Regions from separate parts of the Mus musculus genome. Here regions 1 and 2 are each linked to region 3. Evidence: chromatin loops called from intact Hi-C (ENCODE). Cell type or tissue: gastrocnemius. All regions are shown on one strand.

Region 1 (2,500 bases), 540 kb before region 3:
TTTAACAAAGCCTGGGATGGCATTGAAGATAACTTAAGTTCACTTTTTCCTCCTTATAGGGCAAAAGAATCCTACTTAAAGCACTTCTATTGTCTTTATCCACTCAGACTCTCCAACCATTTCTGAACGGAGGCAGCCACTCTCTTTACTCCATTTAATTCATGTGCCTTAATTACCAATCAACTCCGTACCAGCCAGCTGTCTTCTACTCAGCCTTATGTCCCCAGTGAGACAGCCATAAATTTTTACATCAACTGGCATCTAGTCTACTGGTGGACGATCTCTTAATAGTATTCTTTCCACCAGACATCTAACCTATCAGGTAAGATTTAGATACTAACAATCTTATGCCAAGAGTCATAGAAACTTTGGGATGAAAAATTCATATGAATAAACACAGGATCCTCTCGTCACTACATGTTTGGAAGCTGAGAAGAGTTCATGGCCAGCCTAGTAATAGCATCCAGCATGAGCTCTTACATCTGACAGGTAGTCACAATGTGGATGAGCCATACTGTGGATGCTGTATTTTAGACTTTATAATGAAAGACAGAAAAAAGATGCAGCTATTCATTAATAGAGTGCACAGTGAGCCCTAGTGAATGGACCCACCACATTGGCTGGCCACTTTTGTCTAAACAATTGAGGCTCTAAGCTGAGTACTTTTCATTCCTTTATAAAAGACTGTATTGCCCCTTTAAAGCTAGGCTATTTTTATAGCCAGAGAACTCCTGAAACAGTAAACATGGAACAGGTATTTCAGGCTTTAAAGGTGAAAGAGGTTATTTAAGAGTGTTATCAGAGCTAGCCAGCTGCAGACGTACACACTATCAGAAAACCGTAAAGCTTTCCCTTCATATATGTACTCAATTATTCATGAGCCACCCTACTGGAGGTTGTTCATAGACTCAGTATTGTCATAAACCTTGAGAGGCCCAGTCCTCCCTGCTGGCCCACTGGATGAATAAAGAGTTTGAGAAATAGAAATAGTCTCTCCATCTACTCAAATCCCAAGAGTCTATTTTGGAAGTGATAAAGATAAGAATAATAATGGTGGTGGCTGCCATTTCTTGATACTTCCTAAGTGTCAAGAAATGAAGCTGACCTCAGTCATTTATGCTAAAGGTGATTAGCAGATGGAATGTGGTCCAATAAGTTTGTGATAGAACTGAGAGCTCAGTTCAGATTTTTGAAGACTATAAATTATGAGCTTCATATCGGTGAATCAACATTTCTGAGTTCTCATAAAAATATTCGTCCTCATCAATTCCTGCAAAAAGAATTGAACATGAAAAGTGGAATCTTAACCATATGACCTGTCCATACATAGCTTTTACTTGTAAGAACATCAGAAGGCAACTCTGCAGAAGACTTTCACTAACAATCTATTTTTCTTAAGTAAATCAGGCTTTACAAATTTATTTGAATCAGAAATCCATTTCTTTTTCTTTTTCTTTTGTTTGTTTGTTTTTGTTTTTTCGAGACAGGGTTTCTCTGTGTAGCCCTGGATGTCCTGGAACTCACTCTGTAAAACAGGCTGACTTTATGAACTCCGAAATCTACCTGCCTCTGCCTCCCAAGTGCTGGGATTAAAGGCATGTGCCACCATGCCTGGCTAGAAATCCATTTTCTAATATATGAGATGTATTTTATTGTCACCAGCACATCCTGGAGAGTAGTGTGTATATCAGGAAAACCACAATGTCCCATGTAGTTAAATGAAGGAGCCAATTATATGCTATGTAGAATTGTAAAATGGGCAGGGCTGCAGACCATTCCAAACCACATAGAATTCTTATTTTTCCAATGCTCTTTTTCTTGGATTTAGTATGCCCACTAGAGCTCTGCTTCTCCATGTTGTGTTCTTTTAGGACAGAGTGGTTGTATAGGAAAGACCCTGGTCTTTGAACCCCACACCTATCTTTATGAGCACATTTATGAACACTTTAGCCTCCCAAGCTCAGATTTCTTGGTTGAAAAAAGGTGGATTAAAACAATAGCAAAAAAAAAGTAACAGCTTTTTTGAAAATATGATAACTAGAATCAATGTGTTTAAATCATGGGAAATTGGTCACCGTTCTTATGCTCTTATTGGGTTCTTATGACAATATGATTTTCCCATTACCTAAGCATAATTCCATTGACTTTCCCTTTGATCTATAAAATCCTGTTCACCAACTTAGGCCCAACTCAAGCATTACTTCTGCTATGAAAGTTTTCACTACTGGTTCCATCATCTTCCTGCTCCTTTGCCCCTTTCTGCAAGTGTTCCTTGTCTCCTATCCAACACCATTCATTATATGGCTTCATGGCACTCTATGTGTAATATCCATATTAGCTCTTTGAAGACATAGCTTGGGCCACAAAGACAGTGACTTGTACACCCAGTGTCCGATGCACCACAGGAAAACAAGTCTCTTAAGAAATATTGTAATCATGAAGATACAAGGATGAGTGTTATAAGTTATGACTTTTGCCTCCAGAGTATTTTCATTCCACC
Region 2 (2,500 bases), 550 kb before region 3:
CACTTGGCCCTTTTTCACATCTCTCTTGGCACAGCAGGAGTTCTGTGAGAATGGGGGAGGCCTGAACAAACAATAAAGGAAAATTTATTCCTGGGAAGAAAGCACAATTCGAGAGGCTAGTGAACATATAAATATGCATAGAGGGCTCATCAGCTACCATCCTTGGTTTCTATTTCAACTTCTATTTTCAAAGATAATTACTCCTGTCAGTGGGAAGTTCAGCTTTAGCTAAGGTGGCAGGAGACCATGAGTCATTGAAAGGGCTTTATATTCTAGGTGAAACTTAAATCTCTCATTTCATCCAATTCCAAGGAGAGCAATATTTTGAAAGGTGGTGAGACTTGCATGTGTGTGTGTACATATATATTTGCAATTGGAGAGTTTCTAAAATATTTTTAACAGAAATAGAATTTATTTTCCTTTTAAGTTACACATTCTAACTTATACATATCAGCTTGCCCTTTCTACTTGTTGAAAATAAATCACGTGTCTATAACTAAACATTATACAGTCAGTGTTGAGAATTAAAAAAATAAGTAGAACAAAAAAGACCCCCAAATTCCCCCACCTAGAGTTGATTAAATCAGTACAGTCTACATTTCCCAACTATTATCATTCTGATGTTGCTATGAGGAGAGCCATGTTGTCTCAGAATCCTTCAGGAACTACTGATTTCCCCAGAGAGAGCTCCTTTAAATGCAGTTGTCTGGAGCCTACACTATCCTTCTCGAGTAAGGCCTTTTCGATACAGACCCTGGGAATATTCCTTAAAAACACATGCCTGCCACTGATCTACATTGGATTGTTAAGATAAGAACTCTCTCTGCAGGACTGGAGACAGAACTTGGTTGACAGACTACTTGTCTAGCATGCACTATGTCCTGGAATCAGCCCTCAGGAACTCAGAGATAATGTTAAATGCCTGTAATCCCAATACTTAAGAAATAGACACAGAATAATAAATTCATGTCATTTCCAGATAGATACACATGGAGTTCAAAATCAGCCTGCACTACATGAGACTCTCTCTTATAATACTACTACTAATACTACCAATAATATTAATACTATTACTAATAATACTAATACTATTACTAATAATAAAAATTTAAAAGGAAATCTGTGGCTTTCTAGGCATAGAGCCAAATACACCAATACAGCCTTTCCTTTATCTCATAACCTAACAGCAGGGGGAGCTCTCCTGCCAGCAGCCCAGGCTTCTCCAGGATGACAGGGGCCAGATTCCTAGAACCTCTAAGAGTGAATTGTGCTACAACAGCTTCATTCAGAAATCTCTTTCATTACTACAGATCCAATAGAAGAGTAATTGCAACACTAATGGTAACTTACTCACACAGTCAAATTTTATGATGCATAAATTATAACAAGAAAGTTATTTAATAAGTAATTTAACAATAATTTTAACGAATGAATATTTGTTATGCATTAACCAAGGTTTTTGGAGCTTTTCAAAATATCTCCATTCACCCACATAATGATAACTGAGTTTCATTTTATATTCAACTTGAGACTTCAAATACAAAAATAAAAGGAGCTGTATGGTTATCTTCTCCCCCACCCCCAGCCTCTATGGAAATTATCTATATAACAAGTGTCAACATACATTGATGCTACATTTTATTTCCACATTATTTCCTGAAGAAAACTACCTTGAGTTTCTGACTCTAGTAAAGATTTTAAGATGATGCATGCCTGTAATACCAGCACTCCAAAAATGGAGGAAGGAGGATCCAGACAGTAGACAAGGCAGAAATGCACTGGGGACCACTTGATCTCCACAAGGAGACATGTTTACATGGTAATTATACCAAAAGGGTAACTGGACATCAAGGGAAAGTGTTTCTTTGCTATGGCACTGCTCATATCAGGCTTGGCAGGGTACCCTGAACCTTGCTGTAACAAAGCAAGCTAATCTCTAGTAAAGCTAGAGCTGAGAAGGGCCTTCAGGAAGAAGACTAGTCAGATGAGGTGTTGACCAAAGGAGAGATAAGCAGAGGACTTCCTTTCTCTTTGTTCTGTGTATGCATATGAAAAATCTTGCTTCTTGAAGCCCATGGGTACAAAGGAACAGAAGAAAGCGTGATTAGTGTATAAAGAAAACTCACAAAGCAAGAATCATGACCTTTGCCTTTCATGCCAAAGTATGAGTCAAGGAAGGTTTTGTCACTCCTGTTGTTAATTCTTTCAAGGAGACCTTACAAAAACAAAGGATATTAATTAATTTCTCAACTACTGTTAATCAACCTTCCTGGACAGCAGAAAAGACCATGTCGTTTGATCTCTTTTGCAGGGATTCATAAAAATTACAGGATGGAAATCCTCAAGGGACACAAAGTAAATCTGGCACAACTGGCATTTCACAGTGTGTATCACTTCTCTTTATTTCAGCCCTATACAACAGAATGTCCACGTCCCCAGTGATTTCCCGTGGTTTAGTGCATCACTGGGCTTGAAGTCACTTCTAGGCCCGAGAAACTCC
Region 3 (2,500 bases):
TTATATTACCATTTATTATTATTATTATTTTACTACTTAGAGAAGTGTGACACACTTTTCCAGCCTCCCACAGAAAGCATCATGTCACTCCATCTTGAAGCTGTAATCGCAAACAACAGGTCAAGCTCCCACACACCCCACGATGATATTCATTCAGAAGTTTCCAAGGCTGATTTCTTCCAGACCCTCAGGAACGTCCCTGGAAACTTCTCAGTGTCTAACAAGAGTTGGAAAGCAAAAGAAAAAAATGAGCTGTTCTTAACTGGGGTCTCAACCTGAGCCCCATTGTGCCTACCAAATATGTGTCATTCACACTTAGGCTTTGGTGATGAAAACGTTAGATTCTGTTGCAAAGAAGCATCAAGCCCCGCCTACAACCCTCCACTTACTGCAAGCCAACCTAAGGCCATGTTTAAGATCGCATAGTCAATCTATGGCTCAGTCCAGGGTTCCTGACTCCTGCTGAAGGTTACCAGAAATATGAAAATCTGACGCTTTGGAAGCAGTCACAACTGAGGTAAAGTTTAGCTTTCCTTGTGCTTTTTGTGGGACTTCAGCAAGTCTTTGTTTTGTGCTAACTACCTCTTCTTGGCATGTAGGACAGGTATAGTACTATGACTATTATGTAAGTGAGGACAAAGAGTTCAATGTAACGTGAGCAAAGTGTCCAGCACGCTATTCATCACCATAGTCACGCTGTGGATGCTGCGGTGGTTGCTCTGGTACAGTCACGCTCTTTCCAACCTCCCCCACTCCCCAGCTCACAGGCAGCTTGCAGTAGCAGTTAATTAAAGATGTCATCAGATTGGGAGAAGGGCCTCTTGCAGAGGGTGCAGAACTAGAAGACTCTTGTCCTCCCAAACCAATTTAGGACCTTTACAAGTTGTCACAAGGGTCTGGGAGACTAGCGACCCTAACAACCAGCGTTGCTGCTGTCAAGCAGAGACAGCTTGCAAAATGCTACTGGGATGTCCCCGCCCTCTGTCAATCCTGCTCAGTCATGCTAACACCACTTGGAAGGCAACAAATTCCATCCGCTGTTCTAACCCCAGGCTCCACTCACCCTGCCTCCTCCCACCTCCCTTAAATAATGGCTGCGCAAATGCCTCTGAGACCATCTTCAGATAATTTCCTTCAAGACATGCAAGCTGCTAACGCTGGGAAGCACAGATAGTGTGCGCTAGCAAATATGGCCAAAATTAGATTAAAATAACCTCCTGATAAACAAATTACTCACCGAAAATAAATATTGGACTAGCAATGGTCGAGATAACTAGAAGAACAGCACCACCACATGGCATGAAGAGGAACTACAGGAACAACTGTCTGCAACTCAGCCCACACTTCCTTGCAGCATCAGGCTGAGGAGGGCAAAGGAGACAACCGGCACAGTTGCAACCTTTTAACTTAAACTTTTTAAAATCACTTATGCACTTATGCAAAGCACGTAAGTATTTGGCAGGCAAGACCGGACTCGAAGCCAAGAAAGTAAAGAGGAATATGCCAAATTGAATGTGGCATGACGTAATAGGAGCCTGTAATCCTTCCAGTTCCTGCTCCTCGCTCCCGGATCTCATGCCCCCATTCATCAGCCTTGCCTGATGCTCACCCTCGAAGCAGCAAACACAGGCTCCTCACACACATGCTGGTGTTTTAGCATCTCTCACCGGGGCCCATTCAAACGTTATGTGGAGTGGACCGTGTGATGTTTCTGACTTAAGTAACACATGGTCTTCCAAGATAATTCTCCTGATACTTAAGCAATATTTACTTAGCTTCCTTTCAACATTTCGTTGTTCCTTCTTTGGGTTAAGTAAACCTAGCCTCTTTAATCTCTTCCTGGTGAAGCATGGGGCTTAGCTCACTGGGAGGAAGAGACTGTCAGGTAAACCCTAAAGCCTGCTGCCTGAATAAATTATTTAAGCCTTCCAGACTTCAGTTACCCCACTTACTGAGACGGGGATTGCGAAATATCCTTTTCGGGCTAAACATACACAGTGTCTGACATGCTAAGAACTCAATAAATGGATATACGTGTCATTTTAAACCAGCATGGTGATGGATGTGGCTTGCCATGCTGCCTTCAAATGAAGCCAACTGCAGCAGTGTGACAAATACAAAAAAAAAAAATCAATATTATTTGAAGGAGATGTTTGACTCATCAGTGAAATACATAATGTATGCTTCCCCAGAAGTCATAGTAGAAAAAAAAAAAGAGAGAGAGAGACAATCGGGTTTGTGAACATACCACAATAACTAAGGCATGGTGGAAAAAGATTCTAGGAAACTGGACTCCTTCCTTATCCAACATCAAATAATTAGGAGAGCCTCTAATGTGGCCTGAGATGAGGTAAGAGCTGCAGTAAGAAGCCCAACCCCTGTGTGGGTGCTCAAAGAATAAAACAGGCACACACATTTATGTGCACATTGCACCATGGCTGGTTCCATTCTGTTTAATGCAGTGATTCACAACCTGTGGGTTGTGCACCCCTTTGCAGGT

What was found. A loop is a pair of places that touch in the nucleus more often than their neighbours do. Peaks named below come from ENCODE experiments on the same cell type or tissue, not always from the same donor. Only the 100,000 strongest peaks of a DNase experiment are listed, where the experiment ranks them.
Region 1: a loop joins it to region 3, with 5 times the contacts of the local background. A loop is called at or near these places in 33 of 42 quality-filtered maps.
Region 2: it touches region 3 in a loop (5-fold over the local background); 33 of 42 quality-filtered maps call a loop at or near these places.

What each region holds. Positions count from the first base shown.
Region 1 is chr7:76,936,559-76,939,058 of GRCm38, reverse strand. The region is part of intron 22 of Agbl1 (ATP/GTP binding protein-like 1); the gene reads right to left. Among named protein-coding and RNA genes, the nearest start is that of Gm30774, 570 kb to the right of the region's middle. In gastrocnemius, no CTCF peak of the experiment used is centred here; no DNase peak of the experiment used is centred here.
Region 2 is chr7:76,940,430-76,942,929 of GRCm38, reverse strand. The region is part of intron 22 of Agbl1 (ATP/GTP binding protein-like 1); the gene reads right to left. Among named protein-coding and RNA genes, the nearest start is that of Gm30774, 570 kb to the right of the region's middle. In gastrocnemius, a CTCF peak has its summit at 1,180 (motif pointing right); a DNase peak (open chromatin) is centred at 1,201.
Region 3 is chr7:76,391,868-76,394,367 of GRCm38, reverse strand. All of the region lies in intron 6 of Agbl1 (ATP/GTP binding protein-like 1), which reads right to left. Among named protein-coding and RNA genes, the nearest start is that of Gm30774, 24 kb to the right of the region's middle. In gastrocnemius, a CTCF peak has its summit at 1,308; DNase peaks (open chromatin) are centred at 1,028 and 1,302; H3K4me3 peaks cover 472 bases; H3K27ac peaks cover 370 bases.